Linked DNA regions of Homo sapiens: region 2 is linked to region 1. Evidence: read pairs that join two places in POLR2A ChIA-PET (ENCODE). Cell type or tissue: Caco-2. All regions are shown on one strand. Each heading gives the region's core, and the rest is flanking DNA. Links, peaks and the distances in the headings are about the cores only. Region 1 overlaps FAM240A (family with sequence similarity 240 member A). Region 2 overlaps ALS2CL (ALS2 C-terminal like).

What was found. ChIA-PET counts read pairs that join two places held together with the same protein. Peaks named below come from ENCODE experiments on the same cell type or tissue, not always from the same donor. Only the 100,000 strongest peaks of a DNase experiment are listed, where the experiment ranks them.
Region 2: POLR2A ChIA-PET joins it to region 1 with 13 read pairs; 2 of 35 experiments call an interaction of 5 or more read pairs at or near these places.

What each region holds. Positions count from the first base shown.
Region 1 is chr3:46,623,661-46,629,033 of GRCh38, forward strand. FAM240A (family with sequence similarity 240 member A) reads left to right here. Exons shown (of 3, transcript NM_001195442.2): 3 at 1,468-2,883. The coding sequence ends at 1,558. Among named protein-coding and RNA genes, the nearest start is that of FAM240A, 14 kb to the left of the region's middle. In Caco-2, for the core only: no CTCF peak of the experiment used is centred there; a DNase peak (open chromatin) is centred at 2,631.
Region 2 is chr3:46,683,814-46,689,186 of GRCh38, forward strand. ALS2CL (ALS2 C-terminal like) reads right to left here. Exons shown (of 26, transcript NM_147129.5): 3 at 4,285-4,483; 4 at 3,806-3,871; 5 at 3,170-3,335; 6 at 2,495-2,626; 7 at 1,712-1,831; 8 at 176-234; 9 at 1-35. Among named protein-coding and RNA genes, the nearest start is that of ALS2CL, 7.2 kb to the right of the region's middle. In Caco-2, for the core only: no CTCF peak of the experiment used is centred there; no DNase peak of the experiment used is centred there.

The DNA of each region.
Region 1 (5,373 bases), core at 229-5,228:
GCTATGAAATCTACTTTGATATTAATATAACCACACCAGCCTTCTTTGATTAGGTTTAGCATGGACTATCTCTTCGTCCTTTTACTTTTAACCTATTTTGTCTTCATATTTAAAGTGGATTTCTTATAAGCAGTATATATTTGGATATTGTCTTTTAAAAATCCAATTTGACAGTCTTTGCATTTTTATTGCGTTGTTTACACCATTAACATTAATTGGTATGATTTGTTTTAAATCTACCATCGTGCTATGTGTCCTCTATTTCTCTCATCTGTTGTTTATTCCCTTTTTCTCTTTTTATGCCTTGTTTTGGATCAAGTGAGTATTTTTTATGATTCCATGTTATCTCTTCTGTTGGCTATTTAACTATTGTTCTTTGTGTTTAGTGGTTGCTTTAGGATATATAATACACATCCTTAACTTATCACAGCCTGCCTTCAGGTGATATTTTATCACTTTTTGTGTAGCATAAGAACCTTAAAATGGTATATTCTCATTTCTCCCCTCTTGGCCTTTATGCTATTGTACAAAGTACAACTTTACTTCTACATATGCTATAACCCCACAGTACATCATTAATAGTTTTACTTTCAACGGTGGGCTATTTTTTTTTTTTTTTTTTTTTTTTTGAGACAGAGTCTTACTCCGTCACCCAAGCTGAAGTGCAGTGGCACAATTTCGGCTCACTGCAACCTCCTCCTCCCAGGTTCAAGCAATTCTCCTGCCTCAGCCTTCCGAGTAGCTGGAACTGCAGGCACCCGCCACCATGATCAGCTAATTTTTGTGCTTTTAGTAGAGACAGGGTTTCACCATATTGGCCAGGCTGGTCTCGAACTCCTGACCTTGTGATCTGTCCACCTTGGCCTCCCAAAGTGCTGGGATTACAGGAGTGAGCCACTGTGCCTGACCACAGTGGGCTATTTTTAAAGCTATTTAAGTAGTTTTAAAAAGTATTAATATATAACCACATCGTTGCTTTTCAGATGCTTTTCATTCCATGTGTACATCCAGATTTCCATCTTGTGTCACTTTCCTTCTGTTTGAAGGAATTCCTTTAACATGTCATGTAGTGACAGTCTGCTGGTGATTTCTTTCAGTTTGCATACGTCTAAAAATATCTTTATTTCACCTCTGCTGTTGAAAGATAGGTTTGCTGTGTAAAGAAGTCTAGACTGACAGGTTTACTCTCCCTGACTGCAAATATATTTTCAAAGGAAAATCCAGAGAATTAAGATTAAGTACTTCTAACAAAAATGAGAGCCTGTTTACTCTTACTTATATAAATAAATAAATATGAATAAATTATATATATATATATATATTTAAACTTGCATGTCCTCTGCATGCCTTTTAAAACCTGAACACATACATGCAATTTCAGGGGCTGGGAGGACAGGAAGAAAGCTCTCCTGAACCAAGAGCCATGGAAATGAATGCTCCATCTGTGTGTTTGGTTTCTATTTTCAGGCTCAGAGAAGAATGGAAGCAGAGGCTGGAAACAAAGCTGAGGCTGCGGAACAATCCAGAGGACACTGAAAAGAGGACAAATGTTGGCTGAGAGCTTCCTGCTTCATTGACACAAGAAGATGCAAAACACTGAGGTCACTTTGCTAGAAGTCAGTGCAAATTCCTGAGTCCCTTTGCTATACCAATCAGCTCTCACACTATTGTTTCCCCACCTGGGAGAGGACTTACCTGTAAATCCTTTCCCAGTGTTTGATGGCAGTTATTGGCCAAGTCAGTCCTCTGTGCATGGGCGCCAGGTTATTATCCCAAATGTCTCTAAAGATAGCTTATTTAATATCGAAGCTCCATGCAGCATTCCTTGCTTCTATATAATTATCTTCTAATTTTGAAATCCAAATATTTTAAACTCTAAACACACCAAGAGGAATCCTCAACCTTCATGGTCAAACTTTAAACACTGTACAGTGGTATTGCCCCACCATTTCACCTAGGAAACACAGCTTTATGGAATTCTTGTTTTCTTTTTATGAGAAGAGAAATGCACCTATCTGCAGAAATTAAAAAACAATTATCAATAGTCAAAGTACAATTTGAAAATAAATTGATCTAATATTCTTTTTTCTTCATATAAATTTAATTAGCTTTTTCAAAAGTATGTTTACCAAGAATAATATCAGAATAATTTTAATAAAACTTGGTTGTCCTGTCATCACTATGCACATGCCTTCATTTTATTGCTTTATTTTAATCTCTGCATGTTTACACTGGTTGGCTCTCTGTCAGCCCAGCCAAAGCATATCTGGCCATTCCACAGAGTGTTTACCACACAGATTCTGGATTTTGAAATGGTATAGTCACTCCCTTGCCATCTCTCAAGTTCAGAAGCACCAGGGTTTGATGCTTCCAAGAGTGCAAACTGTAACTGGGCCTGAGGCAATTATTTTAACCAAGGGAAGGGAGAAGAGATGCAATGATATAAAGTCCTGGGTACTTGCTGGCTGTAAGCAGCACCTGCAAGGCCTTATATACTATACACAGAGGCACTGTATGGCAGACGCACCTGACAGCAATAACAAGATAATAAGTTAAGCAAATACACTGAGAATGACATTATGGTCTAAGAAGAATGTGTGTTCGGAGTCCCAAGCTAAGGAATCCGGGAGTGGCCAACCGGGAGTTTCATACCTTAATTGTGAAGGACACCTGAACCCCCAGCCATCCTTTGGAACATAGGTTGTACAGGGGATCAAAGCCTTCTGTTTTGGGTTAGATGGTGGTTGCTAGGTGGAGGGTGCTAAGTGAAAATGCTATATAAACTGCATGCTTTTTACAAACAGTAGTGGTTCTCTTGTCCAGCCCACTGCTACTGGACCATCCCTATGTAAGTTCCCCCAATAAACCCTATGTCTCATTCACTGTCTCTGAGTGTCTTCTTTGTCTTCTCAGACATGGTGCCATTCCACTGGAGTCAATAGGAGCCTGGCTTGACATAACATTACTAGGAGATGCAGAGAGTCAGGCTGGCCAATTCTGCCAGTGGTGAGTGTGGTGTTGCAGTCTTCTAAGTATCCTAATACAGCATTAAGTATTTCCATCCACATCCCTAGGGAACCCATTAGGCTTTATCAGGCCAATGGGAACCTCCCAGAGGAAAGCAGGACTGGGGGAGTATTTCCCCAGCTTCCACACTTAATATGATCCAAGGAACAGGGCTTAGAGCCCTCTCTCCCTCTATGGTCTCTTATTCAATCTTGGATTCAATTCAACTAATAAATTACAAATTCAAGCTGGGGAAATTTGAGAATGTTTAGATGAAGAAGGAATTTTTGTTGGGTGTAGGAGGAACGTAGGAATTAAATAGAGGTCGAAAAAAAGTCATAGCTTGCGGGGCTGAGAGGCTCTCAGAAGCAAAGGCCTGCCTTCACAAACTGCAAATGCTGTTGCTGGGATTGAAATGCAGTAGAGTGAGGCGGGAAATACAGGTGAAGATTCATTGTGCATTTACTCATTCACCATATGCCAGGCACTGTGCTAGACAACCAGAATCCAGCAGAAAAAAAAACAGAGGTGTCAGCTCTGGAAGCCACAGTCTAGGGAAGAAGCCACTGGGAGTCACAGCAGGCCATGGTGCCCACACCCTGTGGGAACACACTCTGGACTAAGGAAGATCATATACACATGATCCAGGAGCAGTGAGTATTCAGAGCTGGCAGGTCCTGGGTACTTTGAGGAAATACATTCAGCAAAGTTAGAGTGGGACTGTGGAGAAGGCACAGCACACAGGGCCTTGCTGGCTGATGGATTTGAGCTTTGCCTAAGGGCACAGGGAGCCCCTGAAGGGTATTAGCAAGGAGACGGCTGGAGCACTGCCCAGAGACAGGAGGTGAGAGGACAGAGGTGGGAGGCCAGTCACGAGCTCCTGCAGATGGCTCTGGAGAGGCCTTGGTGCCCTGGAGGGTGGGGTCAGGAAGGTAAGGGGTAGACAAGGAGGAGGACCATCTTGGAGGGAAGCGCACAGCTCCCTGAGTGATGGGGTGCAGAAGGAGGTGTGTGTCCAGGCAGTTAGAAGTGGCAGACGTTCTTGGAGGCTGTGAAAAGGTAGGGAATATGAAGGAAAAATATGATGTGGGAATAGAGGTGGTGGGGACACATCAGAAGCATGATGAGTGAGACGGCCCAGGAGACATGCAATTTGCGCCAAGGAGCATGGAGGAAAATTCTATTCCCAGGTTGCTGCCCAGCTACTCTAGAACACTACCTCCTCAGGGCGCTGCTTAGATATAGTATAGAAATGGGTATCTCAGGGCCTGACTGATTTCCTCATGGGGGATAGAGACCTGATAGAAATCTTGGCTGGTTCCAGGCCAATATCCAGGGCAAGCACATGAATCCATCAGAGTCAGCCTCAGGGAGAATGATGAGCCCATGGCCAAGGAGATAGTGAGCAGTTTTGGATTTGGAAAGCCAGTTTTCTTGGGAAAGATTTTATTACAGGTGTGCTGACAGGTGAAACAGTTTATGGGTGTTCTGTCTCTGAGTATTAAAAAGGGCATCCTGTTTTTGAAATACCCAAGCATTGCTGACTTCTCAGAGCTCTATATCTGTCCCAACACCTGAATGTGTATTGAATAGATTTTTATTGATTGGTATGTTTTGGTTACAAATGTTTTAGGTGCTTTTCTGTAAAGTACCTAAATACAAATAGAATGAAATTACTCGATTAGGACTGACATATAAAGTTAAATTTTCATATTCACTGATATGGATGAAACTCATCATTTTTAAGGCTCCAGTGGTTCTGTTCTAGGAACATATGTTTCTGTGGAACCTGGTAGATGCGTAACATAGGATTGATCTGTTCACAGTCTCAAAATAGCCTTGGAGGTTGACCCAGGCCTTGAAGCCCTGCTCTCAGGCCACTCTGCACCATTGGCTCGGTGACCTCCCAGAGATCTGAATAGGCCTAGTTGCTGCTCCTTGGAAACCTTGACTCCCCACAGATGAGCAGAAGCTGCTTCCTTTTCCCTAATCTATGGAAGGGTCACCAGGATAAAGCCCCTAGCGGGTGTGGAAGCCAGCTTTGGGAGAACCTAAGAAGTGCAATGGGAGCAGCTGTGAAAGGAAGATTGTGACTATACAGTCAAGCTGTGAGGCCAGGAAGACCCGGGACCCCCTCAGGGCTCTCAGAGGCTGAATATGAGGGCAGAAATCTCAGCTGCTTTGGCAGCAGAACAGCCGTGGGGACAGGAACACTCATATATTAATGAGACGCAAATTATCTTTCGGGTGCTTGTAGCACAAGCACATAGTCTTATAAGAAACACTTGAATAACAACTCCATTCAAAGCAGGGCTAGGCAGACTGAATAGATCAGCTCGGGGCTTATTTCCTCCCTCATTTAGCAGA
Region 2 (5,373 bases), core at 99-5,098, 60 kb after region 1:
ACTCTTCTTCGGGCGTGAGGAGGTGAAACGTGCACCTAGACAGACGGAGGTGATGAGTAGGCCCCAGCTTTGTCCAGGAGGGTGGAGGGGCCCAAGCCAGAGTCCCAGGGTGTGGGCAGGTGTCATGGGGGTAAAGGGAAGAAGGCCTGGGGTGTCAGCCGAGGGGGTTGCTCACCCGTCCTGCCCAGGATCCACCCACACCAGCTTCAGATCAAAGGTGTGGACATTGTGGCCCTGGAAGAGGATGGACACAGGAGTCATCCAGAGCCCAGGCCAGATGCTCACCTACCCTCTGGCCAAGGCTTGCCCCAAGCTCAACCTTGTGTGGCCACCAAGGCTATTCTGCCCAGCATGTCCAGGACTGAGTCCCTCTCCCCTCTGGCTTGCTCCCCACCTCAGGGACAGCTCCTCCATGTCCTTTCTACCCCAGAGCTTGGCCAGGAACTCAGAACCAGCCTCTAGCCCCCTGTGGCTACCAGAGTGGTCTACAAATGAAGCTGGGACCTGGTCAACCCCTGCTGGAAACCTCTCTATGGCTCCTACTGCCTGGGGGTTGAGACACTGCTGAGCCTAACATTTAAGACCTCACAGACCACTACGCCATCAGGGCCACTCCACAATCACACCTTCATGAGCTTGCCCCAACCTCTCCTCACTGTGAACTTTTGCTCATACTGTTCCTTCTACCTGGAATGCCATCCTGCTCTGACAGCCAGAAAAAAAGCCCCTTCCTATGGGAAGATTTTGTGTAGCAACTTCCTACCCGGCCCAGTCAGGCCAATCACTGCTCCATACCAGAATGGGGAGGACGTGGGAGGCCCAGGCCTGAGGGGTGAGGAGGAGCTTGCCAGCCGCAGGCCAGGGACAAGAGATGGCCCACCAGACACAACAGCATGTGCAAAGGTCCAGCGTCAGGAGAGGGCTAGCACAGGGAAGGGACAGTAGCTCATCAGTGTACCTGGAGTGGAGTGTGAAGTTGGGAGTGGAGGGGAATTCAAACTAAATCAGAACCAATCCCAAAATCAGGCTTCAGGGGACACAGGTCTAGGCTGGGCAGCAGCTTCCTGCCAGGCCCCGGCCACCTGTCTGCAAGGGGGTTCCAGGCCAACCTTCTAAGGGGTAGAGAAGACTGTGCTGTGGACCTCACCAGGACAACATGATTTCAGGATGGATGAACCACAGTTGGTGACTGGCCATGTAACAATTCCCAGCCTCAGGCCTGGCTCCCTTCTGACTTCCACAATGCTGAAAGCCCAGGCACTGCTCCTGTAGGGTACTTTTCTCTAGAAGCCTTCTCATCCAGCCCTCCTTAGTCACCCCTCAGTCACCCATGACTTTCTGTCTGGGGTTCCTCTCTCATTTGAGTACAATGGGAACTAAGAGTTGTCTGGTGTCTACTGTAGAACAAACTCACTCACAATGACCCCCACATTCCCGATGGGAAAACGAAGGTGAAGACATGTAACCAAGGACACCAGCTGGGAAGGGCTGAAGCCGGGACAAACCCTGGACAGCCTTTCCCCTCAGCCCATGCTCCTCTGGGGACAGCTCCAGTGGACCGCCCCTCCCCAACACAACGCCTTTCTATCCCTGACCATCCCTCCCAGCCCACTTTCTCAGTCCCAGCAGCATGCCCCTTTACTGCTCCTTTTCCAGCCAGACCCCAGAACCCTACTGTGGCCTCAAGACCTTGGGTCAGCCCCACCCCAACCTGCAGCAGGACGAGGGCATCATCAAAGAGCAGCACACGCTCAGCCCGCAACGGTGCGACCGTCACGGGTACGTCCTGGCTGTCCTGAAGGAGTCTGTGAGCAGGGGTGCAGAGCACATCCTGGTGGGGCAAAGAGGACAGTACAAGGCTTAGGCACCTCTGTCCTGCAAGCTGCCTGCCACTCTGCCACCTCCCAATGTACCCCAGACACCTCCCAGAGGCCCCCTCCAGTAGACCTGGAGCGGACCCTGGGTCAGAGATAGGCAGAAATGCACTGATTATACATTCCTGGCTCTCTTGAAGCTTCAGTGTCCCCTCCCACACCTCTGTGCCACGGCCCCAGCCATGCCCCTATCAGTCCTCTCCCAGTACTCGGCCACCCCTGCCTCCCTTCCACAATTCTCGTTCCTCTACCTAGTCTCCTAATTCTCCACACCAGGTCCAAACCTCAGGGCACAGGGGACTCTCCTCCCTGCAGGGGCAGTCCATGCCATGGTGGGCAGTGACGCAAGGGTGTGATCGGTGATATCCCCAGGGGAGAGGACTGGTTCTGCTGATTGCCTCTTCCCTAGGCCGGGTCAGGGCCTGGCCCAGGACGTGCTCAGCAGACAGATAAGAATGGCTGGACAGAGGGACCTTACAGCCACCTGCTTCAGCCATCACTCCCCCTTCCATATAGGGAAACTGAGGCCCAGAGAATACAGCAAGCAGCTCAAGCCCCCCAACATCTCCATGCCCAATGTGGAACCCCCTCCCTAACTGCCCCTCAGGCCCCCAACTCACCCTCAGCCGGCCTCTCAGGGTGTGCCAGAGAGCCTGTGTGGCCACAGCCTGGTCCAACTCCTGCTTCATGAAGGACTGCAGGTTCCCAAAGAGGGTGACTGCGTTCACCACCAGCTCCCGGGTTGGGTGATGCTGAAGGGGGACAGGGCAGCCAGTGAGAGGAGAGCTTACTGGAATCTTCCCTAGCCCAGTCCTGGTCCCGGCTGGTGGGGAGGCCTGAATCTAGGCCAGACCTTGCCCTTCTCTCCCTGACAGCTCCTCTTCTGCTGGTGGGGCAGGGGGTGGAATATGAAGGTGCTTCCCCAGCTTGGCCCTGGGCCCACGTGTCCTCATTCCCAGGACGTGATTCTACCCCTGCTCTCTGGGTCTCTGCTGGCTCTACCAGGGCAGGGCCACGTGCCTCAGACACCGCAGGGAAGGGCAGTGCTTTCACCCACTAAGATTCCCTAGGACAGAACCATGTCTTCGGACCCCCTCCTCAGGGCTGGGCCACGTCCCCCATGTCCCCTGAAAACCACAGGACAGGCCTGTGACTTCCTCAACCCTCTCCCACCTGCCGGCATGGCTGAGTCCTTCTTGTACTAGGGTTCCTGAGTATAGGCTGAGCCCCCTGAGTCTGGGCCCTATCCCTCCCTTCCCTCGGCTTCCCCACATGCTGCTGCCCCTGGTACCCACCTCCCCAATGGTGTCCCCGAGGCTCAGCAGGAGGAGCACGTACTGTTGCACGTGATGGGCGAGTGGCTGGTGGAGGGCCTGGCCCAGCGATGCGCCCACCGAGCCCTCTGAGCTCACACCTGAAAGCAGCTGCCGCAGCGCCTTCCGCTGGCCCCGCCAGTACTCGCTGCGTGTAGAGAGGGCCACGCACCACCTTCACCCCTTCCTCCATTCCTGCACCCACACCGCCACCTCCCTGCCCCAGCTAATCCCCTCAGATCCCAGGGCCAGCCCCAGGCCCAAAACCTCTACCCTATCAGATCAACACAGTACCTGAGTTGCCCTCACAGGTTTAAGAGCAATATCTCAGAGTATGAAGGGATTGCTGATCACAACCATCCACCCTGAAGGGATTCCCCTCCTTCCCCGCCCCAAGGCCAGCCCAGCTAGAGCGGGTCTGGATTCTGTTCCTGGCCTCACTGGGCCTTCCCTGTTTCTCTTCCAGTGTGGATCAGTGCAGATTTGTAGAGCCAGGAGTCCTCCAGGATGAGTTGTGGGCTGTGACACCTGCTGCTCTGGGGAGGGGGCTTCCCCGACCCCACCCTCACTCAGGCACTCCCACCCTGTCAGGGGCCAGTGCACCAGCCCTGTGCTCACCTTCTCCTCTTTGCTGCCTTCTGGAAGGCCTGCACCACCATGCAGCTTGTGTAGGACTCAATGTACCTGCAGGCAGCACAGGGGACACCCTGCAAACCCAGTCCTCAGCCCCAGACCTAAGCCCCTGGTCCCTGGGATCCCCAGATCCCACCCACTAGTCAGCTGCAGCCCTGAGGGCCCACACAGTGGCCTGGCTCTGGGCACTGGAGACCTCAACTCCTGGGCCAACAAGACAATTCTAACATACAGTCTGTCTTCCCTGAGAGGCCCCAAGCCTCAGGTCTGGAGTGTCTGAGCCTGCTGTCAGGCGAATACCCAAGCCCAGGTGAGGCTGAACCCAGGTGAGCACCAACCATGGACTGAGCCCAAACCTTTGCTTGAACCCTGACCCATGTGAGCCCCAACCCCAGGTGAACCTTAATGCCAGGTGTCACTCTGACACCAGGGATGAGCCCCAGCCCCACCTCCAGTGGTCTTACTCTATGTGGGCCTGCAGTACACGGTCAGCACCTCGCAGCAGCAGCAGGGACTCCAGACCGGTGGAGTCCGGGTAACGCAGCCTCTCCTGCAGTGAGTGCAGGCTTTCCTCCGTCACCTCCCAGAGTTGCTGGGAGCTCTTGTGCAGCTGTTGCAAGAGCCGCAGGCACTCTCTGCCCCAGGGATCCGAGGGATCTGGGGCTGGGGAAGGAGTACAGTCACACTGTGAGTAGAGGACGTGGGCTCCATCTCCCAGGGAACATGCACAGGCCCCAGGTGTTCACATGAGAGCCACCAGCACCGGCCAGCCCTGGAGCTGCAGCAGGGTCTGCATCCCTGGGATCCGCAGGACAGAATTGGTGAACCCTAGAGCTGAGCAGGGGAAGGGCAGGCTGGAGCAGTGGGCAGTATCCTCGAGGAGGAAACAGGAGACACACCCACTCCTCACTAAACAGGGACAACCCTGACAGCCTCAGGGAACTAAGTACATACACGAATTCCCCCCTGGCTCTGGGCCTCCTCATCCTGGACTACTCAGATCCAGAATGTGAAGTCCACAGGGTCACACAGTCCTCTGCCATTTCACAGATGCACAGAGGCACCTGTCCAAGGCCTCACAGGTGAGAATTAAACTGGAAGTAAAACCTAGGCATCCTGTTCCAGTCAGTCTTGTTCCCCTCCCGGCACCATCAGGTGCCCTAGGTGGGAGCAAGATGAAAATTCAAGCAAAGGGCAGTTTCCAGTTTTTTACCCTGGGAAAGGAGGAATTCCATCTCTTTGTACAGCCTGGTCTGGGCTACAGGTAGGTTCATGGCCTGGCCCCTCAGCGTTCCTTTAAAAAAGGAGCAGTCAGACTTGGCGCAGTGGCTCATGCCTATAATCCCAGCAATTTGAGAGGCTGAGGCGGGCAGATCATTTGAGGTCAAGACTTTGAGACCAGCCTGGCCAACATGGTAAAACCCGTCTCCACTAAAAATATGAAAATTAGCCAGGCGTGGTGGCAGGCACCTGTAATCCCAGCTACTCAGAAGGCTGAGGCACAAGAATCGCTTGAACCTGGGAGGCAGAGGTTGCAGTGAGCCAAGATCGCA